Regions from separate parts of the Mus musculus genome. Here all the other regions are linked to region 1. Evidence: chromatin loops called from intact Hi-C (ENCODE). Cell type or tissue: heart. All regions are shown on one strand.

Region 1 (8,000 bases):
AACTGTTTTAGTGGAGCCCACAGTTAAGAGACTTTTAATTGTAAAAAGACTTTGGATTTTAAAAGAGATGGCTATTTTAAAGAAATTGAAATTTTAAGAATATGTAAAGACTGTGGGACTTTTAAAGTTATTTAAACCAATGCCTGGCCGATAGGGTTTGCGCTTGCGCTTTTTGCTTTCCTCTGTCTCTTCTTTGCCAAGTTCTACATCAGGGCTGGCGGGGCCTTCTAGCTTAATTTCACATTCCATTTGCTCAACACCGCCTTCACCCTTGAGCAGATCGTCAGTGTCCAGGTCCCCATCCTTCTTGTCATCAGGGCCAAGGGCATCTGAGGGCTCAGAACCTCCAGCCCTGCCTCGCCTGGGAGGCCTAGCCGTCCTCGCCGCTGGCGCCGCTTGTGCAGTGGTGACATGGTCAGGTTACGCAGCACCGCCATGCCAGTTTCTGTCAGCCACACACCCTCGAAGCGAAAGAACTGGGGCTCTGGCTCTTTTACCTTCACAGGTACCAGCTCTGGTGGAGCGACGGGCACCACAGGCTTCACCACATAGGGCTGGCAGGAAACACAGTCAAAGCCCTCGTCGGCGGATATTTAAGTCCAAGGATCTAGCAGTTACTCAGTCTCACGCAGCAAGCAGGCAAAGGAGCAAGAGCAAGAGCTAGACTCCCTTCTTCCAATGTCCTTATATTGTCTCCAGCAGAAGGTGGAGCCCAGATTAAAGGTGTGTTCCACCACACCTTTAATCCCAGATGAAAGGCATAGCCCAGATTAAAGGTGTGTTCCTTAAACTCGGAGATTCAATCTTCTGGAATCCATAGCCACTATGGCTCAAGATCTTCAAACCAAGATCCAGATAAGGATCTCCAAGCCTCCAGATAAGGGTCACTGGTGAGCCTTCCAATTCCGGATTGTAGTTCATCTCCAGCCCCGCCTGTCTATTTTTGTCTGCATGTGTGTATGCACATTAGGAGATAAAGACGCTTGCCACTAAGCATGAAGACCTCAATTTGATCCCCAGAGCCCACATACTAGGAAGGAGAGAGCTGACTACTGAGAGTTGTCCTCTGGCCTTCACGCTAGCGTGCACAAGTGCGCGCGCGCACACACACACACACACACACACACACACACACACGAATAAATGTAGAAGAAAAATTAAAAAGGTAGATAGGAAGACAAGAAGACAGGAGGAAAAGAAAAGTTGCCATGTAGGCCAGGCTGGTCTTGTATGTATGTATGTATGTATGTATGTATGTATGTATGTATGTACAAGTAAGTAAGTATGCATATTTGTATGTATGTTCAAGTAAGTAAGTATGTATGTTCAAGTATGCATGTATGTTCAAGTATGGCCTCCTGCCTCCACCTACAGAGTGCTGAGATTATAGGTGTGCACCACTATACCTGGTTTACATCGTGCTGGAGTTTTAAACATAGGACTTTGTACACTCTATTATTTATTTATTTATTTATTTATCTAGACAGGGTTTCTCTGTGTAGCCCTGGCTGTCCTGGAACTCACTCTGTAGACCAGGCTGGCCTCGAACCCAGAAATCCACCTGCCTCTGCCTCCCAAGCGCTGGGATTAAAGGTGTGCGCCACCACGCCCGGCTGACTTTGTACACTCTAGACAAGTGCTTTACCAACTCAACTGTTTACTGACATCTCCAGTCCCCAAGATGTCTTTTTTTCCTAGTAATTATAAATAGGTCCCCAGGGGCTTGAGAGATGGCTTGGCTCAGTGGTTAAGAGCACTGGCTGCTTTTACAGAGGACTGAGTTCAGCTCTCTGTATCCACATGGCAGCCCACAACCATCGGTAACAGTTGTAAGTGACAACTTTGCTCTGGGGCTTTGGGGTTTGTTTCATCTGGGACATTTCAAAGCCTATGTGGCCTCTTAGCTCTGAAAGCAAGCCTGCCATCACTACCTTCTTCCTCCTTCCTCAACTTCTGCCTAAACTATTTCCACCCATCCATTAAGAGAGCACTCCTGGTATTGGATGGGTAAGAGTCCAGAAGGGAAGGCAGGAAGAACAGGGGCCCTGTGCACTAACCATGGCTCTGCAAGAGAGTCCCTTGCAGGGTTCCCAGAAATCAGAGCATTGTTAAGCGATGACCACTGTACAGTATGCAGCACAGAACAAATTCAGGACTCTGCCCTGTTTCCTGCCTTGCTCTCCTGGGGGCTTCTTACCTAAAATAGACGCCAGTTACGTATATACATATATTAAAAGTGAAAATAAATGTTTAAAAAGAGGAATGTAGGTGTCCTTAGTGACTTCCATATCAAACAACAGTTTTCTGAAACTTTGATCATCCATAGGTCTGGCTTTGGGAATTTTTCTGGAAGGCCTAGTCGGTAAACCGGATCTCAGACCATATTTTTGGATGTTCTTTTCCAGGTAATTGATCATTATCTGGCTCAAGTCTCAGAACTTTCGTACTACATTCATATAGGAAGAAATGGAAGGCGCCGGAGACATCAGGTGCAAAGGGAGTAACTGGGTCACACTCTGAGTTCTTATCAAGAGGCAGTATGTCTCCAGATTCTCAAAGCAGGAAGAACGCAGGTTCGGACTGTGAGCTCTTCCCGACATTTAAGGCTTTCTGTCTTTGCATTCGAGGGCAGTTTTCCTACCTTCTCAGCCCAAGCCTCATCGAGCTAGGTAATACTTGCTTGGGGAATTGTTGCGTCCACTGAATGTAACTTCCTGGCACCCTTAAGAACTGGACTGACAAGCTTGTGGAGGTAAGTCTGTGTGGTTGGGTTTTTTTTTTTTTTTTTTCCCCACTGTCAAATAGATTGATGCCAGCACTGCTTTGGCTGTGAAAGTGGGTACGTATATTCTCTCCACTGGAGCCAGCCTATATGATAAAAACAGCCCAAAGACAAGACAAGACAAAACAAGTTCTGATGACAGCGTAGTGTGTGTGTGTGTGTGTGTGTGTGTGTGTGTGTGTGTGTATAGTGTGCACCAAGCATATGTTCTGTAGATCAGAACAACATGCAGGAATCAGTTCTGTCTTTCCACCACATGAATTCTGGGGACAGTACCCAGAATCAGGTTTGGCAGAAAGTGCCTTTTCCGGTTGAACCATTTCTCTGACCCCACATCTGTATTTTATCGATACCCCTCCCTACTCTCTAATATCCATATCCATGTAAGAAGATACTGCTGTTTGGCATGTCTAGGAGTTTCTCAACTTGTTTACAAATGTGTCTTTCCACTAACCGACACTAGAGGGCACTCGATTGCCAGTAACAAATTTGGGTCTCGGAACTCTGGTGTGCGTGTTCCACTTTGGCCAGACTCTTTTCAGTAAAGAAGAGTTGTGAAGCCCCACTCTTCCCTCAACCTGACATCAGGGGAGAAGGGACGCTAATGAGGTCTAGACGTTGGTTTCCAACAAATCAGGCTTTTGAAACATCCCTATCAACAGCGAATAACTACTGTGTCCTGAGAGTTAAGTTTAATCCTATCTCATGGTCCTCTGATTCTAGTTCCATGATACCTCAAAAGGAAAGCATTGGCAGGACGGGTCCCTTCTTTAAGAGTGTGTGTGTGTGTGTGTGTGTGTGTGTATGTGTGGTGGTGGTGGTGGGGGTTGAACAGGCCAGACTGCCCTCACTTAGCTCTGGTTGGTCTGAAACCTCTTTCCCCTCACACAGGAGGGACTTAGCACCCACTGCAGCCCAGTCTTATTAGGCTTCAGATTTGGTGACCAGAGTCTGGTTCCTGTAATTGCACTACTCCTTGTCCTTTGGCTTTTTTTTTTTTCCATGCCTCTACCTCCTCAGTAACCAGTCCTTGGTCATTCACTCACTGACCAGCAGGAAGAAGTAGCTCTCAAGTGCTTACTATGTATCCTGCTCATGTTCCTCCTGCTCCCCCTCCTCCTGCTCCCCCTCCTGCTCCTGCTCCTCCTCCTCTCCCTCCTCCTGCTCCCCCTCCTCTTCCCTCCTCCTCTCCCTCCTCCTGTTCTCTCTCCTCCTGCTCCCCCTCTTCCTGCTGGTCCTCCTTTTACTTGTCATCCTCATTTTCTTCTTCCTCCTCCTTGCCCTCTTCCTCCTGCTCTTCCTCTCTCTCTTCTTTTGTGGTTCTGGAAGTTGAATCCAGGGCCTTGCACATCCCAGGTGGGTGCTCTACCCACCATGTCCCCAGCTCAGTCATTGTTTGTTTGTTTGTTTGTTTGTTTTTCCCGAGACAGGGTTTCTCTGTATAGCCCTGGCTGTCCTGGAACTCACTTTGTAGACCAGGCTGACCTCGAACTCAGAAATCCACCTGCCTCTACCTCCCAAGTGCTGGGACTAAAGGCGTGCGACACCACGCCCGGCAGTCATTGGTCTTTTAAGAAATGACTTAAGAAGTGTTCGCGGGTACACGCACCATGGCATCCATGAGAAGGTCAGAGGATAACCTGTGAGAGTCAGGTCTTTCTTTTCAGTATGTGGGCCCCAGGGATGAAGCTCAGGTTGTCAGTCTCCGTGGCAGGCACTTTTATCTGCCAAGTTACCTTGCTGGCACTATCAGTGACATTTCTATGTATCATCTACATTGCCATATGTAGAAGCTGGTATGAATAGCTACATTTTACAGAGGAATAAACTGAGGTTCAAGATTAAGTTACTTGCCAGAAGTGAATTTTCTGATTTATTTAAAAGTTTTTTTCTATTTCTCCTGTACTTCTATATTCTTTAATATTGTTATAAGTGTTTCACGACGTTTTATGAGATTTTATATAAAAAAAACCTCACAATTTATGATAAAGCTAGTTAAAGACGTAAAAATGACAAATGACTTTTATTCTCGTGATTTGCCCACCCCTGTATTCTCAATTAAATCACAAGCCAAACATAAACTAGGCATGGTGCTCATGCCTGTAATTCTAGCTCCTGGGAGTCTCAAGCAGGAGGATTGCTGTGAGCATGAGGCCAGGTCAGGGTCCAGAAGGAGAGCCTGCCTTCAAACAAAGGAGAAACAAAGACAAACAAACAAACAAAACAAAACGCCCTCTCCTGCCCCAGTCACAGAAAGTCAGGAGCACACCTGTAATCATTCAAGAGGCAGAGGCAGTCTGGCCCACAGACAAGGCTGGTCTTCTAATCAACCCTCGAGGCTAGTCTTGGCTATAAAGTATGTTTGAGGCCAGACGAGGCTGCTTTCAGGGATGGGGTAGGCGTGGCCACGTTGGACACCAGCCTCCCCTCGGCCCTTACTTTATGAGGGTTTGCTTTAGGAGTCTCTCCAGTGTAGCTAATACGTAAGATGAGAATGCTTTTATTTGGCTGCGTGGAAAGACTTTCTAGAAACCCCTCGGCCTCCAGGTGTGATGGCGTGACCTGTACTACCTGCTAATGAGCTCACATATTTAGTCATGGCTACAGCTTCAGGATTTTAAGGTTTCCAGGGAACACAGTTTCATCCCGTGTTACCTGCTATGAAACAGGTGGTTATGATGGGTATAGAATCCCCTGACTGATAAACTGAATCCCATACAATGTCTTCTGCATGCTCAATGCTGATCTAAACCAAACCAAACCAAACCACCTCCCCCCAGCCCCCCCCCGCCCCCCGCAAAAAAAAAAGCAAAACAAAAACAGCCACACACAACACACACACACACACACACACACACACACACGTGTGGGGCTCTGTCATTTGTTATGAGGAGGGAGTTTTTGAAATGTTATCAAGATCTAACTCGTTTACCACACAGCCTCCTTCCCCAGTGTATGGTTCAATGGCTTTTAGTCTGTTCAGAGATGTGTGACCATTACCCACTTGAGGACAGTCTTTTTTTTTTTTTTTTTATCTCCTAAAGAAGACATTTTATGAGAGTGGGAGAGATGGCTCAGTGATTAAGAGCATCTGCTCTTGCAGAGACCCTGAGTTCAGTTCCCAGAAGCCTAGTCTGTTGGCTTCCATTCAGGCGGCTCAAACCTGCAACTCTAACTTCAGAGGATCTGCTATCCTCCTCTCGTCTCTTCAGGTCCCCACACACATGTGTGCATATACAGACACAGACACATAACTAAAGATAAATATGTCTCAGAAAAGCAGAAACCACATGTCCTGTATTATCCTCTTATTCCCCTACGCCTGCTCCTCCAAGTCTAAGAAAAGGCTGGGCACCTCTCTCTCTGCTTTCTCAACACTGGACTCACACGGCCTGTGACCTGTGACCGGATTCTTTCACTTAACGTCAGGTCCACCCGTGCATGGTAATGTGGACTCCTGTGTAATCCCAGCATTATGGGGCAGAGGCAGCAAGACTGGCATAAATCCAAGGATAGCCTAGTCTAATGATTTCCAAGCTACCCAGGGATACATAATGAGACCTTATGTCAGAAATAAATAAGCTAAAAAAATCCATTCACATTGTGGCATATAGTAGTACTTCATGTGTGTGTGTGTGTGTGTGTGTGTGTGGTGTGTACAAGTGTAGGCATCCTTGGGGGCCAGGGGCACTGGATCCTAACAGAGCCTGGTCCAGGTGATTGGGTGGGTCACTTGATGCAGGGCTGAGATCTGAACTTAGGTCTTCTGTAAAGCAAGCACAACAGTGCTCCTAAGGCAGGAGCCATCTTTCCAGGTCACCTACTCTTTTGTAATTCGTCCATTTGTCTGATGATAGATATTCAACTTGTCTCCATTTTTGATTTATCTATGAATTTTTTTTTTGTTTTTGTTTTTTGTTTTTCGAGACAGGGTTTCTCTGTGTAGCCCTGGCTGTCCTGGAACTCACTCTGTAGACCAGGCTGGCCTCGAACTCAGAAATCCGCCTGCCTCTGCCTCCTGAGTGCTGGGATTAAAGGCGTGCACCACCACGCCCAGCCTGTTTCTGTCTTTTAAAGGTTACAAATTATCTTGTTTTGAACATTCAAGTACAAGTCCCTGAGTATAGATAGAGGTTTTCATTTTCTGGGAGCAGAATTGCTGGGCCGTACAGTAATCCCCGAGTTTGACTGTGGACTGGATTGGACTGTTCCGAAGGAGCGGAGCAAACTCCCCATCATTGTGTGTATCCTGGTTTCCCCATCTTTGACAATATGAGTTAACTGAATTTTGCTTTTCTTTTAGGCAGGATCTTGCTATGTAGCCCATGTTAGTTTCAAACCTGTATCATCTTGCCTGGGCTGCCAGGTTGTGGGAAAATATTACCCCTTTTGGCTTCTTTACCATTTTAGCCATCCCTAATAGGTGTGAATAGAACATGCTTTCTACAAGTAGGGTAAGATTTGTATCACTAAATTGGGTGAACTCTTTATGGTTCTATTGAATCTTTTAACTATCATTTGTTAGCCAGTGACCAGTCCAGGCATTGGAAATGCCAAATTACCAACCATATATGCAATCCATACCTTGCAGGGTGATGAAACAGAAAATTACAAGTATATAGTTTTAGAGATTGTATTACTTATTTTTATTTTATCTGCAGAGTGTTTTCTTGCATGTATTTATACCACTCTCATGCAGTGTTAGCAGAAGCCAGAAGAGGGCGTTGGATCCCCTGCAATGGGATTTACAGACTGTGGCGCTGAGACTCAAGTCTGGATCCTTGGGAAGAACAGTCAGTGCTCTTCACGGCTGAGCCATCCCTCAGGTCCAGGAAATTACAAGTATTTTACCAGAGCTATGCATGAAACTTCTCAACAGTCAAAAAGTACCATGTAAGTAATGGGAGAGCTGGTTCACCCCAGTAGGTTTAAATCCAAGCTTCTTTTGGGTGTTACATTGAAACACTTGCTGTCTGCTGGGTGGTGGCGGTACACACTTTAAAACGCATTACTTGGGAGGCAGAAGCAGGAGGTTGTCCTCTGAGAGTTTGAGGACAGCCTGGTCTACAGAGGGAGTTCCAGGACAGCCAGGGCTACGCTGTCTTGTAAAGCCAAAAATAAACAACCACAAAAAAACCAACAACAAAAGCCGGGCTTGGTGGTGGTGCACGCCTTTAATCCCAGCACTTGGGAGGCAGAGGCAGGTGGATTTCTGAGT
Region 2 (8,000 bases), 130 kb after region 1:
TATAACAGTGCTTCAAATGACTTACTCAGTTCTCCAGTTTGCCCTCACAATCTTTGTGGCCCCTCCTCTTCCTGCCTTCATGTCCCTCCCCTTCCTGCCTCCACGCCTCTCTATCCACAAGGCTCGGGTTCTCCTGCCAGAGGTTATGCTGTTGTATTTGGGTTTCTCTCTTAGCTCTTGCCCTAGATGCGCCTGTGTTTTATATGTTAGGTTTTTGCTTTCACTGTTTTTTTTTTATCTGCACAATTATATCATTGTCATGGGTTGTGTTTTTTGTTTTGCCTTGACATTATGTTTACTGAGTAAGATCATCACTTGTCCAAGACTATCAAAGATTCACAGATATAAAATTGACTGTTTAGTCAGATCACCACCCTACAAATCAGGATAGATTTTTATTTGTGGGTTCAACTTTGGGCATTGACTTGCTTTGAGTTCAATTATTATTATTATTTTTTTTTAGTTAAAAGTTTGTGTATGTGTGTGTGTGTGTGTGTTTATGCCACATACATGGTGCATGCCTGTGGAGACCTGAAGAGGACATTAAATTTCCTGGAGCTGGCATTACAGGTGGTTTTGAGCTGTCTGAACTGGATACTAGGAACCAAACTCAGGTCTCCTGGAAGAGCAGTGAGTGCTCGTAACATCTGAGCCTTCTTTGTGGCCTCACTATTATTCTCTGACAGTTTTATACACCCGATGCATTCTCATCTCTCTTACCCACTACCACCTGTCTTGTAGCTTGCTTACCTCATCAGCCTTCCATATACAAGTTCCTGTCTCACAATCTTGTCTCTTGGTTTTGTGACCTACTATGTTTAACCAGGGCTATGTGGCCATGGGTGTGGGGCTCTGCACTGGGGCCTAGTGGACTCACTTTAGTAGGCATACAATTAAAGACAGTGACTCACCCTTCCATAGCATCCCTCAGCAATTTCCAGGGGAGGGGAGTCCCACATTAGTTTAAATGCCTCTCTTGCTTGTTTTTTGAGCAGAGAAAGTTAATTATCTTAATCTTTGGGCTTAGAAGATCTACACGTGCCCTTCCTCATATGCTTTTTACAGTGAATGGCTGTACCTCCATGGGACATCTCTGCTCGTGTAGTCTTTATCCTAAATGCTTTATTCTAAATTCTCTGTCATAATGGGAGTCTGGGTGTGCTTTGCAACTAATGAGAACAAAGTGTGGGGAATGCTAAAAGAGAGGGCTCTGGCAGCTGGATGTTCTAAGTCCTAAGCAGAACATTGCTATAGAATGTCCCACCTCCAGGGACATCTTAGTACAGGGTTGGTCACGTTTACTGGTGGTTTGCTCTTTGGGGCCCATTTTAAAGAAGTCTCTAAGTGACCTGGTAGATTTGGGACAGGAAATGGAATCTGGTAGAGATTTGTTGACAATTTGTATTTTGTCCCTTAATAGGGCTCTTGGTGCTCATTGGCTGATTGCCATAAATGCAGCTCTTCTGGAGCGACGGTAGGGGACCGCTTCCCTCCGGTTGTGTTTCTACTTCCTCTGGTCTCACCCCATTGCTCTCTTGTTTCCTGAAGGCTTGGGGACCAGTTCTACAAGGAAGCCATTGAGCACTGCCGGAGCTACAACTCGAGGCTGTGCGCAGAGCGGAGCGTGCGTCTCCCCTTCCTGGACTCGCAGACTGGGGTGGCTCAGAACAACTGCTACATCTGGATGGAGAAGAGGCACCGCGGCCCAGGTAAGTCATGCCACTCCCAGCATGCACAGCGGCTCCAGCTTGGAGGAAGGAATACTATGGTGTCTAGGAGTTCACACAGCTGGGCCGGGTTGGGAGTTAGATAAGCTAGACTCACAGTGAAGAAATTTAGCTGTGTATACAGTTTATCCAAGGGACCAGACAAAGATGATGTGAGGTGTTTATCTCAAAGAAGTCCAAAGAAAGCAGTCTTCATTTTCCACCCTCGGGTGTTGGCTAAAATCTGTAAATGTGTTTAGCTGTGGGTGAGGCTTAGTTTTGTCATCAGAACTCTGTCCCCGAGGCTTGTCGTCTGTGGAGTGTGGATAATCTCATTATTTACTACACGGAGTTTATCAGGATTAAATGGAGATATCTATAAACAACTCAACATACTATATGCTCTAAAATGTTGAATATTATCATTGTTATGACTGTGATTCTAAACTTCTGGGCTTCTAAGAATAGAATAAAACCCACTGGTGTAGATTAGGGAGATAACTAGTTCTAGAGATGCATTTTTCTGTGGTCATATTTACTTATGTTAAAATATGTGTGTGTGTGCTCACATGCATGTGTCTATACCTGTTTCCATGTGTGCATAGGGTGCACGCATGCATGCATGTGTGGTGTGTTACATGTGTGCATGCAAGTACCTTCCTTCCTTAGTTGTTCTTCATCCTGGTTTTTGAAACAGGGTTTATCACTTTTGCCGGGAGCTTGCTGATTCAGCTTGGCTGTCTGGCCAGTGAGCCCCAGGGATCTGCCTGTTCTCCCACCCTCCCCAGCTCTGGGATTAAAAGTGTGTGCATTTATATGGTTTCTAGGGATTGAACTAGGTTCCATACTTTCATGGTAAGCACATTGCTGACCGAGCCATCTTTGTAAACCCCCTCTCTTTCGGTAAGGTCTCACATAGGCCAGGCTGATCTAACTTTCTACGGAGCCAGTGACGACCAGGAACTCTTCCTGATCCTCTACCTCTCAGGCTGGGGTTTGTAGGCCTCTGCTGCCACTCCTTCATGAGTATAGTCAACAAACCTTTTCTGTTGTTTTGAAAAGTTTTATATATATGTAAAATTCAGATAATGGCAAAATAAAATCAGAATCCGCACGGCCAAGCTCCACAACAGGCAGCTCATGGCCGACTGTCTCATCTATGCTTAGCTTTCACCTTTCTCCCTGACTCCGGATGACTTTGAAGTAGATCTGGGACAGCACATCATGTCACGTATAAATACTCTGGACTTAAAATGTCAAACTAGTTGGGTGCCGTGGGACATGCCTGAAATCACGGTGGTTAGGAAGCTGAGACAAGAGGATTGCTAGTGTGCCTGGGATGCAGGACAAGCCTCTGCCTGAGAGGACAAAGGAGAAGATCAAGCCAGCCCAGGACCACTACCTAATCAAATGGTCAACATTCATTTCTCCTGCTACCTCTACTGTAAGCTAGGGTCCAGACAGGATTCCTGCATTGCAACTGTGACACTGCCCTTAGACATCTGCAGGCTTCGCTGAGACTCTTTCTCCCTTGTATGTTATTTGTTGAAGAAACTGGGTTGTTTGCACTGTAGGGTTTCCCAGAGCTCAGATTTGCTGATTGCATCCCCATGGTGTTATTGCTGTGAATTGGTAATTAGGTCTGGAGACTTATTCAGGCTCTCTCTCTCTCTCTCTCTCTCTCTCTCTCTCTCTCTCTCTCTCTCTCTCTCTCTCTCCTCTCTCTCTCTCTCTGGCAAAAGCAGGTGGTAGTTTGGGCTTTCACCAGGAGGCTCATGCAGCCTGATTATCCCCTTTCACTCACGTTACCAGCCCTTCGTGATAACTATCCAGATTCTTATTCCATTAAAGAGTTGCAAAGAACCCCCCCCCAAAACCAACCAACCAAAAACCCAGTGTGGCATTTGATTAGAGGCCATGGTGGTTTTTCATTTATTAGCTCTACAGCCTCTGTAAAGAAAAACATCCCCTCATTAAAACGTTTGGTTATTATGAGGTACAGCTGACAGGAGATAAAGGATGTTTCCCTTGTATTTATTTACCAGTTTTCAGAATAATGAGTTGGTTCCTTGGTCTTGTCCAAAGTTGATCAATGTGGTTATTTTAAGTGCTATCATGAACTCGGATTTAAGCCCGTTTGATGCACTTTAACCCACTGCAGCCGTTATTCTGATTGATGCCTATGCTGTCCCATCTTTGTCCGGAAGGGCTTTGGAAACGGCCTCAGTTCCTTCTGATGGCTTCCTTGCCCTCCTGATATTGAGACAAATCGATGTTAGCTCACCTTATGCACTTCCTGCCTTAGACCTAGATGGACGTGCTTCTCCTAGAAGCCCTGGTTTCTTCTTGTCTTCATAGATGCTCTGAAATGAGCATCTATGCTCCCTAGGTTGATCATGGTTTCTCAGACGTTTTAGCCAGCATCCCATGAAGTATGATATTTTTAAGTGAATGCTATTGAATTATACTATTTCCTAGCCAATTCAGTTTTAAATAGTTTGTTTTTAACTATATTTATCCCATATCCCTTTTCTCAGATACCCACCACACACACACACACACACCAGAGTGCATGCATGAGGATATCTACCACACATGTACATACACATGTATGCAAATGCATGCATAAATACACACATATGCATATACCCCTGAACCTGGATTTAATGATGTGGACACCCTTGCTTTATCACATACAGAGTGCACAATAGGCACATTGGTAGTTCAGTAACAGCAGGGCTATTTGTAGTAAGATTACCGGACAGGACTTGACAGTTTTTCTTTTTGCACTTTGTATCTCTTGCCCTCTTGTGGTGTCAAGCCACTGTGCCTCAAAGTCACTTCAGATAGTCTTCTGTGTTAGTTGTGACAGTAAGTCTTCTACATAGTTGGATTTATAGGTTTCATTTTGGTTTTACTTGTTAAGGGTTGATCTGTTTAGAGGATTCATAGAATTTCTTTTCTTTTCTTTTTTGTTTTTGTTTTGTTTTTGTTTTTGTTTTTGTTTTTCAAGATAGGGTTTCTCTGTAGCCCTGGCTGTCCTGGAACTCACTTTGTAGACCAGGCTGGCCTTGAACTCAGAAATCTGCCTGCCTCTGCTTCCCAAGTGCTGGGATTAAAGGCGTGCACCACCACACCCAGCGAATTTCCTTTCTTAAAATTAGCTTCTCATGTTAAGTTGCCATATACCTCCTGGGAATTGCACACGGCACCTAGAACACCTTTCTGGTTTTCGTTCGCTTTCCCCAAAGATCACACCAGAAGTTGATAATGGTAAAATGTGTGTGAGAAGTGTGAGAAGCTTTTGCCTTTCTTTCTTTCTTTCTTTCTTTCTTTCTTTCTTTCTTTCTTTCTTTCTTTCTTTCTTTCTTTCTTTCTTTCTTTCTTTCTTTCTTTCTTTCTTTCCTTCCTTCCTTCCTTCCTTCCTTCCTTTCTTATTATTTAAAACAATTTTAAAATGAAAATATATCTCCATCATGTTCTTCCCTCCCCCAAATCCTTCCAGATCCCTTCCCCCTTCCTGGCCTGCCATCTTTAAGTTCTTTTTCAAAAAATGGACGAAACTCTAAGACAGAAACAAATCCCCCAAACCAAGAAAACAAAATAATAATAAAAAACCCACCACACTATAACCAAATAAAGACACACGTGCATACACATACACACAACATACATACACACAACATACATACATACACACACGCATATACACACACACACACACAACTGAGGAGTCTATTATATGTTGTCCAACTGCTCCTTAACATGAGGTTTGCTCTGGAGTGGTTGATATTCCCAGTGTCACTCTACTGGAGAAAACTTGATTTTCCTGCTCTCAGCAGGTGTAAGTGACAGTTGTTAACTTTTACCCCAGTGTATAGGTTTTCATTCATTCACTCACTCATTCATTCAAAAAATATAAAAATAGTATATAATAAGAAAAGACAAAAACTATACCATTGAAGTTGGACAAGACAAACCAAGAGAAGGAAAAGAGCCCAAAAGAAGACACAAGAAACAGAGATCCACTCATTCACACACACACACAAGAGTCCTATAAAAACACTAAGCTGGAAGCCGTAATATAAGTGCAGAAGACCTGGTGTAGACCTGAGCAGGTCCTATGCATGCCGCTTCAGTCTCTGTGAGTTCACATGAACTTTGCTCATTGATTTAGAGGGTCTTAGTTTTTCTTTGTGTCCTCTATTGTCGCGCCCGCTCTCGACCAGCAAGAACTACGCGACCACCAGTCCTTCTAACAGCAGTTTATTCAGTCCTGATTCTTCTTGTTTATATCTCCCCCGAACCCTGGGCCTCTCACTCCTTTTTTACTCTCTCTCATCCACGCACCGCAGGCCACGCCCCCTCGCCAGTCACGAGGCTTCAGCTAATCAGGGCAGCAGGGGCAAATCTCCACCAAATTGGATTCACCTGTATCCTGGTACACCTGCGCAGCACTCAAGATGTTTGTGTCTTATATGAGGAAGTCAGGTGCAAGTCATATGACTTAGCTGCAGTCCCTGGCGCCTTTGGGACTGCCGCCACACCCGCTCCCCACACTCTATCACCCCTGGCTCATACACCCTACCTCCTCTTCCATGGGGTTTCCTGGAGATCCTGTCATTTTATCCCATGTAACCAATACTATAATCAAGACAGGAAACTCCTCAGTGCAAAGATCTCTTTCATATAACTACTTCATATCCACACCCAACCTTTCATCTCATCAGGTCCCCTTACCAAATTCATTTATAAGATAGCTGTCCTACAGACCAGTTAACTCAGTTGGATAGATGGTGGCACTAATAAAAGAACCATTTTTAAAATAAACATTTTCTCTCTACTGATGAGCACATCAAATCATCAAACACAATTTTCAGTGCTTGAAGAATGCTTATCGAATTTACTTAAAGATGTGTGATAAGGGTTAGATTGCCTTTGTTGGAGAACATGTTTATTTTTCCTTTATTCCCAATGAATACTTGTGCTAGGTATAAAATTACAAATCGATTGTCTTTTCTGAGTAGCATTTGAAAGACTTGCCATGTCTTAAGGCGGCTAGTGATGAGAAATCTGCCGCCAGTCATGTGGCGTCTCCCTTGTATGAGAATCGTCGTTTCTTTTCACTGTTGTCAAGGGTTTTCTTTGCTTTTATTTTCAAAAGTCTAATGTTGATGTGCCTTGGAATAGATTTATTCAAATCTATTCTGTTTGAAGCTTACTTGGAGTTTTGGGCCTGTTTTTTTCCTGTTTGTTTTTGTTTTCTCTCCAAGTTTGAGAGATTTGTTGGCAATATCTTCAGCCCCATTCACTTTTCTTTTGGGATGCCAAGAGCACACTTGCTAGGTCTCTTGTTACAGCCCCAGATCTGCCCTCTTTGTTCCCTAGGTTCTATTTTTGGTTTAAAAATTTAAACCTTTGTTGTTATGTGTATGTATGGGTGTTCTGCCTGAATGAATGTAGCCTGAATGAATGTAAGCATACTACATGTGTGTAGTGCTTGCAGATGCCAGTAGGGGGCGCTGGATTCCCCCCAGAATTGGAATTAGACACTTGTGTGCTGCCATGTGGGTGCTGGGAGTCAATTCGGTTCTTCTAGAGAGCAATTGTGTTCTTAACTGCTGACCCATCTCTGTAGCACCCCCCCCCCCCATCTCTGCAGCCCCCGAGATTCTATTCATTTTTGTTTCTCAGTTCCTCAGATAGAACAATTTCTATAATTTCTCTTTTATTTTCCTCCTTTGGATTCTGCTAATGAGCTTCATTCATGGGAAAGTTTTTTGCTTCTTTGATTACAATTGTTCATCTCGATTTCCTGTTTGGTTTCTTGTATCTTTTGCTTTTTATTCTTTTTTCTATTTTTCTTTTATTAAAAATAGAACGTTTTCATACAGTATATTTTGATTTTAGTTTTCCCTCTTGGAACTCCTCTGAGATCCTTTCCGACCCCCTCTCTCATCTGAATCCACATCCTTTCTGTCTCTGGTTAGAAAACAAACAGGCATCTAAAAATTAATAAAATAAAGTAAGATAAAACAACAAATAAACTAGAATAGGAACAAACAAATAAACAAACAAACAAACCCAAACTGAAACAAAGGAAAGGCACAAGAAACACATACAAATGCCAAGACAGACAGACATACATGCAGGATTCCCACAGAACCTCAAAACTGGAAGCCATCCTATGCATGCAAAGGATCTATAAGGTTAAAAAAGAAAGCCTTCTGGGCGATGATAGCACACGCCTTTAATCCCAGCACACAGGAGGCAGAGGCAGGTGCATCTCTCAGT
Region 3 (8,000 bases), 290 kb after region 1:
AGTCTAGACTTTGGTCTTATCGAGAGTGTTAACACAGAGCCTTAGTGGGAGTCCATAGATGAGCAGGGTTGTTGCTGGGACATTGGGGATTTTCTTACACGTCTCCTGCCAGTCCCAGAGTGAGATTCCTACCTGACCAGCACTGTACCCTTCCATGGATCCAGCCTCTTAGATTTTGGAGTTAGAGCTCCTTTAAAATTGTATTTTCTGGAAAGGAGATGGGAAAGAAGCAACAGCAGTGTGAGACAACTACATGTGACAAACATGTTGGTGCCCTCATACACTTGAATTCTTTGGGGGCGGGGGAGTCCAATCTAGAGTGATCTTCCTTTTTGTAGCCTGTGTTAATGCTGTGGCAGGGATTACTGGTGTCTTTAAGACATCACTAAAGTCACTTGTCTCCACAACCACATCATATCACTCCACAGCTTCCTTCAGCTTTGATGCCACGGTGTACCACCTGGGAGTCAAGCTGGTATGCTGGCTTCCACTCTCTTCCCTGACTGGGCTTCTTTTGCTCTCTTTAGTCTCTGTTGTCCCTTAATGCTGATGTTGTGACAGTGTGTTCTTGACTTTCCCCAGGGTCATTGATCTCCGTGGATTCATTCTATTTTCAGAAATGCACATTTTCTCAAAATATACATTTCTACCTGTCTATTAGTTGTGCATATCGTCTCACAGACAGTCCTCCACACACACACCTCTTCAGAGACATCTGCTGCCATACACTCTGGACTTCCTCTCCTAGGACCGCCACTTGCAGTCAAACCAGCAAAAGACAGCCATAGCTCAGGCCTAGGCCTCTGTCCTGATCTCCAGTCTCCGGGTCAACCCTCCCTGGTGACCTTGGATCTATAGTTGAAGCTGTCCTCTCTCTCCAGCCCCCATGGCCACTTTCCTGCCCACATTCCAGTGGCTAACTATGCCACAGCCCAGACAACCACACCAATTGATGACTGTTTCCTCATTTCACTGCATCAGCCTTACTTCAGGCTGTCACCACCCTTCACCTGTGTGACTGTCTTCTACTTCTAGAACCAACCAATATATTCCTCCTCCCACAACCCTCAAGTTCCAGCTCCTAGCCAGGAAGGAGGCTCTTCTTAACACCTACATTTAAAGCCTGATGCAGTTCTGAAGTGCCACAGATGCCACCACCAAGTACAGCTGTTGTCCATTGCACAGATGGAAGAGTAGAAATTCAACCCATATGTTAGGCCATTGTCACATTGTGGGGGTGGAGGCAGAGAAAGCCATAACATTACTGGCCATAGGAGTTCAGGACAAGGAATCTCTGTGAGTTTGAGTGTAAGGTAGCCATCAGGGAAGACTTCTAAGATAGTAAGTTGAGAAGGGCCCTGTACTGGATGGTTTTGTGTGTCAACTTGACACAAGTTAGAGTCCTCAGAGAGAAAGAAAGCCTCAGCTAAGGGAATGCCTCCATGAGATCCAGCTGTAAGGCATTTGCTCAATTAATAATCAATGGGGGAGGGTCCAGCCCATTGTGGGTGCTGCCATCCCTGGGCATCTCTGGGTCCTGGTTCTATACGAAAGCAGGCTGAGCAAGCCAGTAAGCAGCATCCCTCCATGGCCTCTGCATCAGCCCCTGCCTTCAGAGTCCTTTCCTGTGTGAGTTCCTGTCCTGACTTTCTTCACCGATGAACAGCAATGTGGAAGTGTATGCTGAATAAACCCTTTCCCCTCAAACTTGCTTTTTGGTCATGGTGTTTCGTCACAGTGATAGAAACCCTGACCAAGACAAGCCCAAAGGTGGTGAAGGATTTGGGGAGGCAGAGGGTGAATTTTAAGTGTCAATGAAGTATAAGCCATATTTAAGGGACAGTGAGGAGCCCAAATGGGGCCTGGAAAGTTGGTCTTTGGAGATAAGAGAGAGGAATAAGTGGGAGGAAGACACTGCCCTCAAGTAATTGCATCTCTCTCCTCCTCTCTGTATCTGCCAGGACCAGCTACTCTTCTGTGATGACTGCGATCGTGGCTATCACATGTACTGTTTAAATCCCCCAGTGGCTGAGCCCCCAGAAGGTAATGATGATGAACTCAGCAACACCACCACCACCCACCTCTTATTGATCCCTTATTATGGTGCAGGCCTTGCGCTAAGGGCTTTTTGGGTCTTGTCGTATGTACTTATCACTACCCAATGAGGTGGGACCAACTATTAACAAAGGGCACCATGAGGAAAATGAGGCACAGTGTGACCAGGTGAAATTTCAACAGATTGGTCAAAGACATGTTTCTTAGATGTGTGGCTGTGACATTGGGGGTTGGGGGTGTATGAGCATCAAGGGACCTAGTACAGGTTCACTATGGCTGGCTATGGGGTACAACTAAGGGGTGGGGCTTTTTCTAACAGCTGCTCTGATAGCTCTGCATTACCTTTCCACTGAGCAATTGACTTTGCCTGCCTTCAGAACAGAGACTTGGTCTCTGCATTATAAAAGTCGAGGGAAAAGAGGAGCTACCAGACCTTGAGGCAGTGAGGCTGGGGTCCTAGAGTTTGGGGGAATGTTGATACTGATGTCATTTTGTCTCTTATAGGAAGCTGGAGCTGCCATTTATGCTGGGAGCTGCTCAAAGAGAAAGCATCAGCCTTTGGCTGCCAGGCCTAGGGCTCCACCCAGGTCACAGAGTGCAGCCCACCACTAGAGAGGCTGAACTGAAGCCCTGTTCAACCCAGATGGAGGTCTCCTCCTGTATATGCACACAGACCAACTACAAGGAAAACGAATAGTTACAGAAGGGAACGGAGGGAGCAAGGTCTCCACTCACTTCTCGCCCTACCCATGACCTCCCACCCCACACATCCTTCAGCCAGCTCTTCCTCATTTCTACCAGCGGGAACTTGGCACTTTTGAAGAATAATCCAGCCCCGGCTCTGTGGAAACTTCCTCATGTTCACTGTCACAGGCATCTCTCTTTGTTGCTTCTTGTTTTGGAGGAAGCCATTTTGTGACTGCTCATCAACCACTCGTGTGTTGCTTGGTGGGGTTCTTGTTTTGTTGTCTATTGTGTTTCAAGAACTTGTCACAGAGTGTCCTCACCCTTAGCTTAGGCTCTTCATCCTGAAACTCACAGAGGAACAAAATGCCGTGGTGGGGAAGCTCCTGCCTATTACGAGTCTCACTGGAAGCATCCATGTTTGGAGGCCATCTTGAAGACAGAACTTGGAAAATGTCTTGGTTTTCTTAGTCTCTGCTGAGAAGAGAAGTTGTAGCATTTGAGCCTTGGCAGTAGCATCCCCAGCTGCGATGACCTTGATCCACTGCACTGCCATTTGATCAGGGGTTCAGAGGGCCTGGGAGATGGGAGGAACACTTGGGGCCCTGCTATAGCCAGCCAGTATTTGCTGTTCCTCAGGAGGGACTAGGTGGTTCCTTGACCTTCAGAACTGTGGTGTCCTTGAGGTGAGACAACACAGTCTCTAAACACAGAAAAGTGCTGAAGATCCTGCCCCCAACCGAATTGACCGTGAAGGTCTGGCTCAGTCTCTGGGGGGTGGGACTCAAGCTCTGGAGAGGTGGGCAAAGGATGCCCATTCAACAGTCCAGGGTTGGTTAGAAGAGACTGTATGTAGCTTTGAGAAACTCTCCCAGTATTGATGCTACACTATGGATTTCTTTTCTGGGCAATTTCTTCCTTCCATGTAGTATATGTTTGCCAATGACCACTGAGATGTGACTGGAAATTTTAGAATGGTGAAGAGATGAACATTACTTAACCAGATCATTGGGCACAGTGATTACTTGTGACTGGGTGGCAATGATTCAGAGCCCTTGTCCGTTCTTGCACCCTAAGCTCCCCCATATGGAATGGGCTCTCGTTTGAAGCAAGGTTTCTAGAAGATGTAGGAAGGTCTAGATTCTGAGAACTCTTGTGTGTCAGAAGAGAAGCCTTGAGGGCTGGAGTGGGCTGGGCTGCCTTTGACGCACGGCACCAGCATGATAACTGACACATTTCTGGAAAAATCGTTTGCCCAAAGGGCAGGTCTCCGTGAGCAGGACCCTCGCGCATGCTCGGCTTCCCTGGATTCAGCTCCATCGCTGTGGTCCAGCAGCTTGCAACAAAGGCCTGGGTTATTTTTAGTCGTCAGCTCCTGAAGAAGCCCCTGGAGACCTGGGCTGGCTGGGCCCCTCTGCCCAGCGGCAGCATGGCCTCTGCCACTCCACAGGAGTCATCCTCCCCCTGGCTAATTGCTCTTGGCACGTGGACCCAGGGCAGCCTGGCATGGAACCAAGCAGTGTGACCCCCCCTGCAACTTCTTTGCAGAGTGACCTGTGGCAAGAGAGTGGGGGTCACTTTCCTGCAGGCCCTGTGGCCTCAGAGCTAGTTCCATGCATACGAAATGATCTCATTTAAAGGGCCCCTGTCCAGAGAGCATCTGTCTCCTCCTCTCAAGCTCTCTTCTTCCTCCTGCTGGTTGCTGTGCCTGTGTGGATTCAAAAGACCCAAGGGAGGGCTGGAGGAATGGCCCGTCTCCACGGAGGGGTACATTCCCTCTCCAGACTCTGCGGGCTCTCTCGTTCCACAAAACCCAAAGCAGAGTATCTTCAGAGACTAACTACTTGTTTGGGGGATCATATTAAATTAATTTCAGAAGGGAAAAAAGGCCCAAATGTTCTGAAATGTTATACAAGCTTAAAGGTGGGGGAAAAATATGTTTAAAGCCCTCCACCTTTATGCTCTGAGTCTTGACAGGTCTCCTTCTGGAGTGTACATGAGTCTGCTCTCTACAGAAGTGCAGGTGTTCTATATCCAGCCCTGCTTGGGCCCAGCATAGCTGATGGGGATCATGCCTCTCTAGCCCAAGGCAGGAGTCGGAGCTTGTCCACGGCGCTGGGGCTGCTCAGGACTCTTAAAGGCTCCTGGGGTCCTTCTCTTCTGTTTCACTTGGCCTGGAGAATGGGCTCAGCCTTTATGCTTCAGAGGTTTTGGTTTGATTCTCCATGCAGAGAGAGTAGGGAGAGCAGCTCAGCTTGGAGATGTCGTGTCAGGGTACGGCAGGCCAGGTCTCCAGAGCCATCCTCCTGCATCGGAAAAGGAATGTGTTAGTGAAGTAAAGTTGATATCTTCTTTCTCAGAGCCCTGGAATAAGCAGCAATCACAGGGTCAGGGTTCTAGTGTCCCCTCTACCCCTGGATGGTATGTGACCTTGGACAAATCACTTAGCACCCTCAGATCTCGATGTACCCATCTGTGAAATGGAAATGAGAACATTTGCCTTTTCTATTCCACACTGACACCGGGAAGAATAATGTTACATAAACAACCAACTGCAGAGCTAGGTGTGTCTGTGGGAACTCCAAATGCTTTTTGAAGCCACCTTCTTGTGGCTTCTAGCCAAAGCTAGAAGTCTCCTTGGAATCTCCCTTTTGATGGATGGAGGCTTACATGTCAAGGGCCAGGTTGTTGTCCATGGTCAGGCTCCTAAGCCAGGGCTGTGGTCATGGGGACCATGATTTGGCTTGGATGGTAATGGGAGGTGCCCAGGGTTTGGGGACTTGAGGACAAAGATACCATAAATGCATGTGCATGTGGACAGATAGACACAGACAGACTACACACACACACACACACACACACACACACACACACACACCATCAGCATGATTAACCACTTGGAATGGGAGCCAACTTCTGTAGAGGGCACTGTGCACTTGTTCAAATGTAGTAGTCTCTTTTTAGCTGGTTAACTCTGGTTAGGTGACTTTGCCTCTCTGAGCCTCACTGCCCATGAGTGTGAGGCAGAGAGAGATGACCTGTCTAGAGATCTAGCAGGGCTAATAGAGTAGTTCTTGCTGAGAAGTGTCATGGTGCAGGTCTTGCTAACAATGGGACTTCCAGTTTGTAGTAGCCACTGTCATTTTGTCCAGAGGTTACTAAGGGGAGACAATGATTCTGTTGAGGACCCCTCAAGTCCCCGACAGTGCTATTCTGCTCCACTACAGCCTTACATCCTTATGTGGTAGCTGAAGAACTCCGGTTGGAAGATAAACTCTTCTTTCTTTCTTTCTTTCTTTCTTTCTAGACACTCTTAAGACCCTATATTTGGGACCTATAGTAAATCCAGGACAGGCAACGGGCAAGGAAAGAGGACTGGAGCTCTAGATAGGGACCTGACATTCCTGTCCTCTTTCCCAACCCCTCCTGACACCACTAGAGGCAGAAGCCAGCCAGTCTCCAGACTGCTGTGCACTGTGCCTCAGGATCAGATGGGAAGCTGGGTCTAGGCAGAGAGAGTCACTGCTGCCCTTGGCTCAGCCTGAGAGACCCTCCTATGACTAGGTGACTAGGGGGCCAGAGAGGGGGAGGGGAGGGGAGGGGAGGGGAGGGGAGGGGAGGGGAGGGGAGGAGAGGGGAGAGAGAGAGAGAGAGAGAGAGAGAGAGAGAGAAAGAGAGAGAGAGAGAGAGAGAGAGAGAGAGAGAGAGAGAGAGAGAGAGAGAGAGAGAGAGAAGATTCTGATCAGGGGAGCTAAGAGGAGGTTTTGCAGAGCAAGAAGATATGGGTTTCATTCCTGGTGCACTTTAGTCTTCAAGAACGATCCCTTCCAGCCCCCGCATGTGTAAGTCCAGGTATTTTAAGGAAGAAAACCAACAGGACTGGAGGTACTTTTCCTATGGGAGCCAGTTCAGTGCAGTGAGTAGAAGAAAAATCACGGGTAACCCCAGGCTGCCACAGGCACAGCTGAGGGTCTGCTACTTTCCTCTTCTGGGTTACATGTTCAAGGCAGTCTTGCTTGGCTGGCGGGTGGCCCAGGCAGGGTCCTGAGAATCCCCTTGCCTTCCCTCCGCCATTTGGAAGTGCTGAGGTGAGAGTGCCTCTTTCCTACTCAATAATGTCTGTTCTTAGTATTTCTTACGAACTCCAGAGTCATGGAGAAGGGAGAAGCTGGCTCCTGGGTCATAGTCATTCTCACATTGTCACTGAAGGTGTGTGTGTGTGTTCCCAGGCCTAGCTCCAGGCAGGAGTGGTGCTGTTGTCCCCTGTAGTAGACCAGCATTCCTGAGTTGGGTTGGGGGAGTGGGGAGTCGGGGTTAGCATAATAAAGAGAAGAGATGGGAAGGAACTTTGAGTCAGGGTGAGGCTATACTGATGGAGGGGGTGCTGTTGGAATCTGTAAGCAGAGGGACAATGGGAGAGGGTATGAAGCATTATCAGGACAATTTTTTTTCCCTCAGTCCTACAGCCCTAGAAAACAAAATTGTTTGAAAAAAGAAACAAAAGCCAAACATTTGCCAAGCAGTGGACGCTGAGCCAGCTCTCTTTTCTGTGGGCTCCCTGGACTCTGGGTCCATGCTGGTTGAGGGAACTGTCAGACGGCAAGGAGGGAGGGACTGGGTACCCCTCACCCTGTGGAAGTAGGAGGGACCCCACCCCACCCAGGTTCCTGCCTGAGTCTCTGTGGATTTTTCCACTCCCACAGATGAGTGCCATTGGAACATTTGGACATAAATCTCTAAGACCCCACTGGTCTAGATTGGCAAGGGTCAGGTGACAGATGGTAGCAGGGTGAGCTTGATCCTGGCCTACAGCCTTGGGCATGGGAGCAATTTCAGGCTTTGCTGCTTCAGGACTTAGGTCCATAGGTCCTGACTCCAGCAGCTGGAAAGTGCGGTAGGAGGGCCTAGCCAACCTTTTTCCTACCGCCTGGCAGAACAGACAAGGCTCCATGTCCCCCACTGTCTGCTGCCCTTTCGGTCTTTCAAGAGCTCAGCTTTATTTGAGGAAAGGGGAGAACCCCAGTCTTTTCCCCCAAGTCCACAGGTTTCCCCACTGAGACCCCTCATGCACTGAATCTAATTTATCGGTAGTCAGAAGGGCCGCTGAGGTCATCTGTGAGTTGGGCTCTTTGGCTATTCTCCAGTATCCTCAGGCCTTGAGATCTTTATGATCCTCTTCCAGAGGCCCCGAGTGTGGGAACAGCCTGGGAACCATGGATTGGTTCAGAGTTTTTGAGAGCTGGAAATGTTTTTCTAAGGAG
Region 4 (8,000 bases), 430 kb after region 1:
TCTTTCTTCTAAGTTGATTCTTTTTGGTATTTGGTCACAGTTAACAAACAGGCAGGTGACTAACACAAAGGTCTCGTCAGAGTCTCTAGGAGAAACACACTCCATGCCTCCAAGTTTATTGTCATTAAGAAAAACATGGCTAGTGGGAAAGAGCTTTTACACTGCCCTTAGGACAGTGGTTCTCAGCCTCCTAATGCTGTGAAACTTTAATACAGTTCCTTATGTTGTGGTGACTCCCAACCATAAAATTATTTCATTGATACTTCATAACTGTAATTTTGCTACTGTTACAAACCTTAATGTAAGTATCTGATGTACAGGATATCTGGTATGTGACCCCCATGGGGGTCACGACCCACAGGTTGAGAACCACTGCTTTAGGATCAGGGCCATTGTGATTCCACTGTCTGCTGTGGCAGACTGATTTTAGAAATGGACTGTAATACTCAGGCCTTTTAATCTTATCGGGGTTTGTAACCTGGGTTTTGCATGCGTATGCTTTGTTCTTGTGTTCTTGTTGTTTCTGTGCCAGTGATATCAAACTAGCCGGCTTGGGGATGAGAGTTCATGTAAAAGAGAGTACAACTGCCCTTGTTGAAGCCGTCCTACATGATCAGAAGCCATATACATGAGACAGTCAGCCAGGATCAGCAGAGCTTCCTACCCAGTCTACAGCTGCGAGCAAATGTGCAGCTTAGCTCATGCAACCAGTTGGCGAATAGACACCTGAGAAAGAGCGAACACACATAGAGTAATGGCCTCTCCTACATTCTGTTGTTCCAGCAACTCCAGTTACCCATGATAAGCCACAGCCCGGAAATATTAAGTGAAAAAATTCCAGGAACAAATAATTCATGAGTTTTAAAGTCACGCACTGGCCCGAGCAGTGTGATAAAATCTCCACCCAAGACATGAGTTTTGCCCAGTGTTTCCATGCTGTATATCCTACCTCCCGTTAGTCACTTACTTTCTACGTGTGTTATCGGATCCACTGTTGTGGACTGCGGTGCTGGTGTCCAACTAACCCTTGTTTTACTGAAGGCTGCCTCAAGTTGGGCTGAGCGGTAGTGCGTGTGATCCAGAGGCACCAAAGAAAAGCCACAAAGCACATCCTTTGTTCCTTACACGAGTCCTCGAGAATTCCAAAAGAGGGTGCATTTACATCGCTCTTATACATTGCTATGATCGTCCTATTTTATTATGAGTTATTATTGATATCCAGGGTTTGTAGGCATAGGAGAAAATAGTGTAAGTAGCATTTGGCAGTATTTGGCCATCCCTGGCGGCGGGGGTGGGGTGGGGGGGGTGGTGAGAGTGGGGGGGATGGATGGATCTGCTGTGGGCAGAGGAAGGCAGCTATTGTAGTGTTAGGCTTCTGAATATAGAGGTTCTTTGTAAGTCACAGCTAACTGATAAGCCTTGTCTGTTACAGCCTGGGAAGAGAGGATGCATGTTTAGAGAGAGAATATTACCTGTGGTGCAAGCTCTTGATCCCAGCACTCGAGGGGGCGGGGGCAGGGGCGGGGGCAGGGGCGGGGGCAGGCAGAAGCTGATGAATCTCTGAGTTTGAGGTCTGAACTACAGAGTGAGTTCCAGGACAGGCAGGGCTACACAAAGAAACCCTGTCTCAAAAACCCAACCTAACCAACCAATCAACCAACCAAACAAACAAACAAAACAAAAACCAAAAAAATGAAAAACAAAAAACCCAGAAAGAAACAAAGAAAGAAAGAAAGAAAGGAAGAAAGGAAGAGAGAGAGAGAGAGAGGAAGAAAGAAAGAAAGAAAACCAAGACCAAGATGTAAGAATTTGAACCAGAGACTTAAAAAACACAGCACTCTAGGGCCATTTTGTGTAGGAAGCTGTGTGTGCTGTCTCTGAAGAGCAGGGACTTAAAGGAGGTTTTTCTTTCTTTTCTTTCTTTCTTTCTTTCTTTCTTTCTTTCTTTCTTTCTTTTTTTTTTTTGTTTTGTTTTTCGAGACAGGGTTTCTCTGTATAGCCCTGGCTGTCCTGGAACTCACTTTGTAGACCAGGCTAGCCTCAAACTCAGAAATCTGCCTGCTGCTACCTCCCAAGTGCTGGGATTAAAGGTGTGCGCCACCATCGCCCGGCTTAAAGGAGTTTAAAAGCAAACTATAAGTACACTGGCTCAAGTCATCCAGAAAAATGAGCTGGAAGGCAGTGTTCATTCTTTAGGAAGGCAAGTTTGTGAGCCACATTTAAGGAGGGTCTTCACTTAAAATAGTTAAGACCAGAAAGCAGAGTAGTGAGAGGTATGTATCTGGGAAGTTGATTTGAGTATATAGTGATTGTTATTTCGGAGTCAAGAACAGGGTTACACATTTAGAAAGTGCAAGAATCAGCCCAGGAAGCACACAGATACTGACGTCTCAGGGGCATTTAAACACTGTTAGGCACAATGCACAGAATATTCAAAACTGTAATGAACCGAGGAGATCTAAAGAGCCAGTCCCTCCATACAGAACACTTCCTCCTGGAAGAGGAGAGGGGATTGGTGTGTCTATAGGATAGGAAAAGGGGAACTGCACAGATCGAGAGCTTCCGTGCTGGCCTTGGGCAGTCTGCAGGGCTCGGAATAGGAGTCAGAGAGAGGAGGTAGAGGCTGGCTGGGAAGACTTGCATTAACACAGAACTGTCATCTTCAAGGCCGGTCTCCCTCCTCCTTCCATCTCATATACCTGAGGTTTGCTCCTGTCAGAGGGACTGTTAATCACCACTTTGGAAAATTACTAGTCCTTCCTGCTCTTGGGGAAGGGACCTGAGTGCCAAGGACTGGAGCCAGGCCTCAAGCTTGGGCTCACTCCTTAACCCTGTGGGCTAACCAGCAACACTATCTCCTCTTAAGCAGAAAAGCAGAGAAAGAGAGACGGAGCAACTTGCTTCATCAAGAACACAGGAAATGGCGGAGGAGGCAGGAGTCAAGCCTCCCTAGTGGGTCCCTAGATACACCAGTTGACTACTCTGTCCCTCTAATTGTTGGCTGCAGGTTTTAATCCTGCCCAGTTCTTGCTTTTGCAGAACTGGCCGCCGGTATCACCAGCAACAGCTTCTTACCTCTTGGGTTCTTAGGCAACTAAGTGGAAAAAAAAAGGCAGGGACCTTTCCTCAGGGGGACACAATTCTAATTAACACTTATCACCTGGAGCAGGCCCAGGGAAACCAGATCCCAGGCATGGGACTGTGTGGCTCACCCAGGAGAGCTCAGTTTTCGCCTCTGGCCAGCTGCCAGTGCCACCACCCCAGCCCCTCCTGGCAGAACACAGCAGCTGACAGGCTAGGCCTGGGCCGCTTTATCTCCAGCAAACACCCGGTTGCTCTCCCCCCACTGCTCTCTGGGAGTTTGCTTGTGGCTCTAATGAAAACCCTTACGTCGAATTGAAGAGCTGTCAGTTATTGCTGCCAGGAATAAATTCCAGCCTCTGCTGGGGTTGGACTCCTGGAAGTTTCTGGCTGGGGACTTGCGGTTGGAATAAGCCCTTGTGTGAGCACCTCTCCGGTGTAATTAGATGTACCAGCTGGGGCTCCTCCCAGACAGCCCATAAACAAACAAACAATGGGACCTGCCAGACTCCCTGCCTTTGCTCCGGGGCCCTCCTGGGACATATCACCTACCACATTCTGACTGGTATCTCACAATAACTGGTTTAGGCTTCTCCAGTTACCCCAAAGATAAGATAAAGCTGAAACTCAGAGATCCCCTCTGAAGTGAGTTCCCAGGCTATGTAGCTGCAAATAGCGTTCCCAGAACCTTAGACACCAGATTCTTCCACTTAAAGCTCAAAGTACAGCTTGCTTGAGTCGCCCCTGGAGCCCCTGGGTCCATGCCTAGGGCTTGGGTTTAGGAATTCCCATTGCTTGGCCTTGGAACATTGACCCTGGACATGGGAACCTGATGAAAGATGCTCTGTATACACTCTCTCCTAAGAGTCCTTCCAAGTCAGATATGACCATGCACACAGATACTGCAGCCTGCCAGGTCAGCCGTTTCTGTATCTTGCCTCCCAAACAGAGGCTTGATGGTCTCACAGCCACAGCACAGGAACGTTAAGGCAACTTCAGCAGCTTTGCTCTTGGCTCTTTGCAGGTGGGAGGCAAAGGTATCCTCAGTTTGGAACAGAAAGGCACTTTCAGAGGCTGGTGTGCTGGCCAGGAGTCCCATATTTTGACAGCAAGGACAAGAAGCCTCCTGTAGCCTAGCCTGCAGCTGTCAACACCTGGGACTTTAGAATAACTGCTCTCTGTGTGATGGGAGCTTCAGCCATTGGCACTGTGAGAGGCATTTGCATGATGGAATGCAGGAACACCATAATTCTTAACGGGGGCAACTTTGCTGCTGCTGTCCCTTTGCACATTTAGTAATGCTCTGCTGCATTGCTGGTTGTCACAATGGTGAGATGACACTACTGGCCTCTAGTGGATAGAGGTTAGGAGTGCTGTATAACATTCTGAGGCATAGGATAGGAACTTAGAAATGCAACAAGCCATTGTCTGGCCCAGAATGTCAACAACTAAGTTTACTATTAAAAGTACACGATGCCTCAGCTCTTAAGAATACTGCTTTTTGTAGGGAACCCCAGCTAGGTTTCTTGTACCCACACTGGGCAGCTAACAACCACTTGTAATTCCAGCTACAGGGGATCCAATGCTCTCTTCTAGCATCTGTAGGCAGTTGCACTCCTGTGCATATTTCCATATATACATATACACATATATTCATAAATATATATGCACATATACTCATATATATACACATATACTCATATATACACATATACTCATAATTTAAAAAATTAAATCCTTATGACTGGACCCAGAGGTAATTCCAGTTCCTCAGGAGGATCCCAAGTTCAAGGCCTGAACTGCAGAGGGAGATCAAAGACATCCCAAGTTCAAGGCTGGCCTGAACTGCAGAGGGAGATCAAAGACATCCCAGGTAACTTAGTGAGATTCCCTTTTCAAAATAAAAAGGAAATGAAGGCCTTGGGAACACAGGTTAGTAGTAATACCTCACCCGCCCACAGTGTGTGAGGTTCAATTCCCAGTACTAGGACAATAACAACAAGCATACAAGATGAAGTGTACATACACATACAGGGCATACATACAAATCAACATAAAAATGCCATAAGTCCTTGGTATCCTGAGCAGATCACTAATCCAGGCTTTGGATTTGAGGTTGGAGTTTTATAAGTTCCCATTTGTCCAGAGAGAAGATGTGGGCTACCCAAGGGGTCAGCAGAGAGAGCCTTAGAGGTGGGTCACACAGCTAGTACCCCGCATGCTCTAAATTTCAAGAACTCAGTTTCCCTGATACACAGTAAATAGCCTGACTTGCATCCTGGATTCCATCAGAAATTGGACACTGCTTTTACAGCAGCATAGAGATGAATAAGTATTAAGTTCTGGCTGCCTGATTAGATTTATTCCACACAGAATCCCCAGGTTATATCTTTACTGAAAGGTTAAAAAAATGGACCATTTAGTTGATAAAATTGAGTCTCCTATGAGGTAACAGAGTGGAACCAGCTACCAGTGCAGATTATAGCCCGGGAGCTGTTGGAGAGGCCAGGCTGCAGGGGCTCGATGTTTGCTTTACAGTGGGTGCAATGCAGTTCAGCAGGTGTTGGTATGTGGAGGAGGGACATCTTTCAAGGATCTAGTCCCCTCCTGCGTGTGCAGCTGCCTCAAAGGGCTCACATAACTTCTTTCCCTCGTAAAATGAATCTGAGCGTTTTATAGCTGAAAAGGGAGTGATTCCATTTGGATCAACCAAGGGACTGAGGGCAAAGGTGAATGATGGAGTTTTTTAGAGGTGTTCTTTCCTGAATGACCAGGTTCCATGGTAGAAGCTTAAGGAAGAGAGCGTGTCTTGCTCAGGCTCGGAGGCCTGTTAGCTACACTCACACAGGGCCTGGGGATTATGTACACCAGACTGAAGGAGAGAGTATGGGCTGTCTCCTGAGGCTGAATGCACTTGTTAACCCTGTAACATTTCTCCTTTATAAAAGATGCACATGGTAATACTATCGGGAGGGAGCAGCGTACCTTTCAGCCACTTTGGACATTTTCAAACAATGTCTGTCAATCTGTGCATTCAAAAACGTTATCTGGAGGGAAAAAGAGAACATAGGTGCTGAGGCCAAAGTAGAGCTTGATTCTCTTTCATTCCGTGAACCCAAGTCCTGCAATCACACCAAGGTCTAAACCACTCCGTGGACAGCACTGTTACCTTGTAGCTCAAACTCCAGCAACTGATTTGCCCTTTTGGGAATCCCTGCCACACTCTGGATTCTAAAACAGGTTAGCATCTCAGTTTCACCTGCTCATAAATATCATTTCATTTTTACTTTGCTCCCAAATCATTCAATCAAAGGATAGCATGTAGTCAAAAACATAGGCAACAGAATAGATAGACAATATGTAGACTACAAGAGTATATTTTAGACTAAACCCCTGTAATAATTCCTCTGCCCAGTTTCCACATATATATCACAATCACGTACTGGCTGTGTTTAACTAAAATCAAGTATTTTGCATCTGTCTGTTTCTTTCTTCCCACCTAGCCATAAGCTTGTCAGAAAAAGGCATCTAAAGTGACTCTTCTGCCTGGCCCATCAGAAGCCAGCAAAGCATAATAAAGAGTAGACTTCAGAAGGGAGTGACGTCCTTAGCCACTCTCTGTTAATCCGGCTTCCTCATCAAGACATAAAATAATATGTGAGTTATGAGTAGAAAGTGATGCTGCCAAGACTTTGGGATGGAGCTCTCTTTATTGTAATGTCCTCCCTTGGAGTCTTAGCAATATAGAGGTATATATAGAGAGTGGTCCTGGACTGGTGCATTCTGGGAATTCATTATAATGTTAACTCCTCCAGGATGGGATGTCTACCTTTCCCTCCCTATGTCTCACAGCAGGCACTGGGGAACTCTGACCCCAAAAGCCAGCTCACAACTGAGATAGCTCAGTCACACCCCTTCCAATATCTGCTAGGGATCCACGGTGGAGAGTTTCTCACTCTCTCTAAAAGTGTCACCCATGGCACACACAGGTTGAAGTCATCCAGCAGCTGGATTCTGCCGCTCGTGGGTCACACTTCGAGGATTCACTCACCTGTTTTCGGATGTCATCTTTTGTAGTTTTCCTGATTGGCTGGCTTGGTATGTGCACTGGACTCTGTGACTGGGTCTCGTCTGTCACACCATATACTGACTAGAAGACGAAGCAAAAATATGAATTGCATACCCTCAGTGTCGTGGGTGCCTTGGGAGCCAACCCTTCATCTCTTTCTTTTAATATCTCTCTGGCATCCAGCCAAATGACTTGACCCTGAATTTCTCCCATGGTAGACTTCTGAAGGGACCACATCCTCTTTGGGCTACAACACCGAGGAAATCCTTCATTTCCTTGAGCTAAAATGGTTTCCATGTATAGCACTGTTTCTCTAAATACGATCCAGAGGCCAACTGACCTTAAAGCATCCATTGGGGGTCTTTAGTCAAGAGGTACATTGCTGAGTCCCACCCCAGACTGACTGAATCACAATTTGGGAGTCTGCACTTTAAGCAAACAACTCAGGTGATTTGTGGTCAACATTGAGCTTAAGGACAACAGCTGGAAGGACAACGGCTGGAAGGTATGTTCAAAAGTCTCCCATGGGTCTCCTGCTGTCCAGCAGATAACATGCACCCCCTAGTACAGGGTCGAGATGGAAGGCTTCCTGGCTCATGCTCCTTTCAAATTAAGTAGCTTTCTGGCCTCCGTTTCCACACAAGTCTACAGTCATGGCTGCTTTTCAAGTAGTCTGTGGTGTTATGAAGAGGGAAAGAAACAGCCCCGAAGGACATGCCGTGAACAGCTGAAATCTAAATAATTATGAAGGCTCAGATGTCACACATGGAGCTGTATAAAACTCTGGGATCTTAGAATTAGGGCGATTAAAGACTAAGTAAGGACATCAAGACTAGGTTTGAAATATAGT

What was found. Peaks named below come from ENCODE experiments on the same cell type or tissue, not always from the same donor. Only the 100,000 strongest peaks of a DNase experiment are listed, where the experiment ranks them.
Region 2: it touches region 1 in a loop (3-fold over the local background); 3 of 42 quality-filtered maps call a loop at or near these places.
Region 3: it touches region 1 in a loop (2.9-fold over the local background); 9 of 42 quality-filtered maps call a loop at or near these places.
Region 4: a loop joins it to region 1, with 9 times the contacts of the local background. A loop is called at or near these places in 3 of 42 quality-filtered maps.

What each region holds. Positions count from the first base shown.
Region 1 is chr12:83,497,672-83,505,671 of GRCm38, reverse strand. No RefSeq gene overlaps it. Among named protein-coding and RNA genes, the nearest start is that of Dpf3, 14 kb to the right of the region's middle. In heart, CTCF peaks have their summits at 3,244 (motif pointing right) and 7,502 (motif pointing right); no DNase peak of the experiment used is centred here; H3K27ac peaks cover 829 bases.
Region 2 is chr12:83,364,213-83,372,212 of GRCm38, reverse strand. Dpf3 (D4, zinc and double PHD fingers, family 3) reads left to right here. Exons shown (of 11, transcript NM_001267625.1): 2 at 1,549-1,709. Among named protein-coding and RNA genes, the nearest start is that of Dpf3, 120 kb to the left of the region's middle. In heart, CTCF peaks have their summits at 4,523 (motif pointing left) and 7,216 (motif pointing right); no DNase peak of the experiment used is centred here.
Region 3 is chr12:83,210,371-83,218,370 of GRCm38, reverse strand. Dpf3 (D4, zinc and double PHD fingers, family 3) reads left to right here. Exons shown (of 11, transcript NM_001267625.1): 10 at 1,962-2,043; 11 at 2,560-4,620. The coding sequence ends at 2,630. Among named protein-coding and RNA genes, the nearest start is that of Gm51988, 60 kb to the right of the region's middle. In heart, a CTCF peak has its summit at 4,430; no DNase peak of the experiment used is centred here; H3K4me3 peaks cover 286 bases; H3K27ac peaks cover 3,950 bases.
Region 4 is chr12:83,068,726-83,076,725 of GRCm38, reverse strand. Rgs6 (regulator of G-protein signaling 6) reads right to left here. Exons shown (of 17, transcript NM_015812.4): 11 at 7,133-7,231; 12 at 6,067-6,128. Among named protein-coding and RNA genes, the nearest start is that of Gm31187, 10 kb to the left of the region's middle. RefSeq lists an enhancer at 2,313-4,331. In heart, a CTCF peak has its summit at 4,433 (motif pointing left); a DNase peak (open chromatin) is centred at 3,275; H3K4me3 peaks cover 1,260 bases; H3K27ac peaks cover 4,853 bases.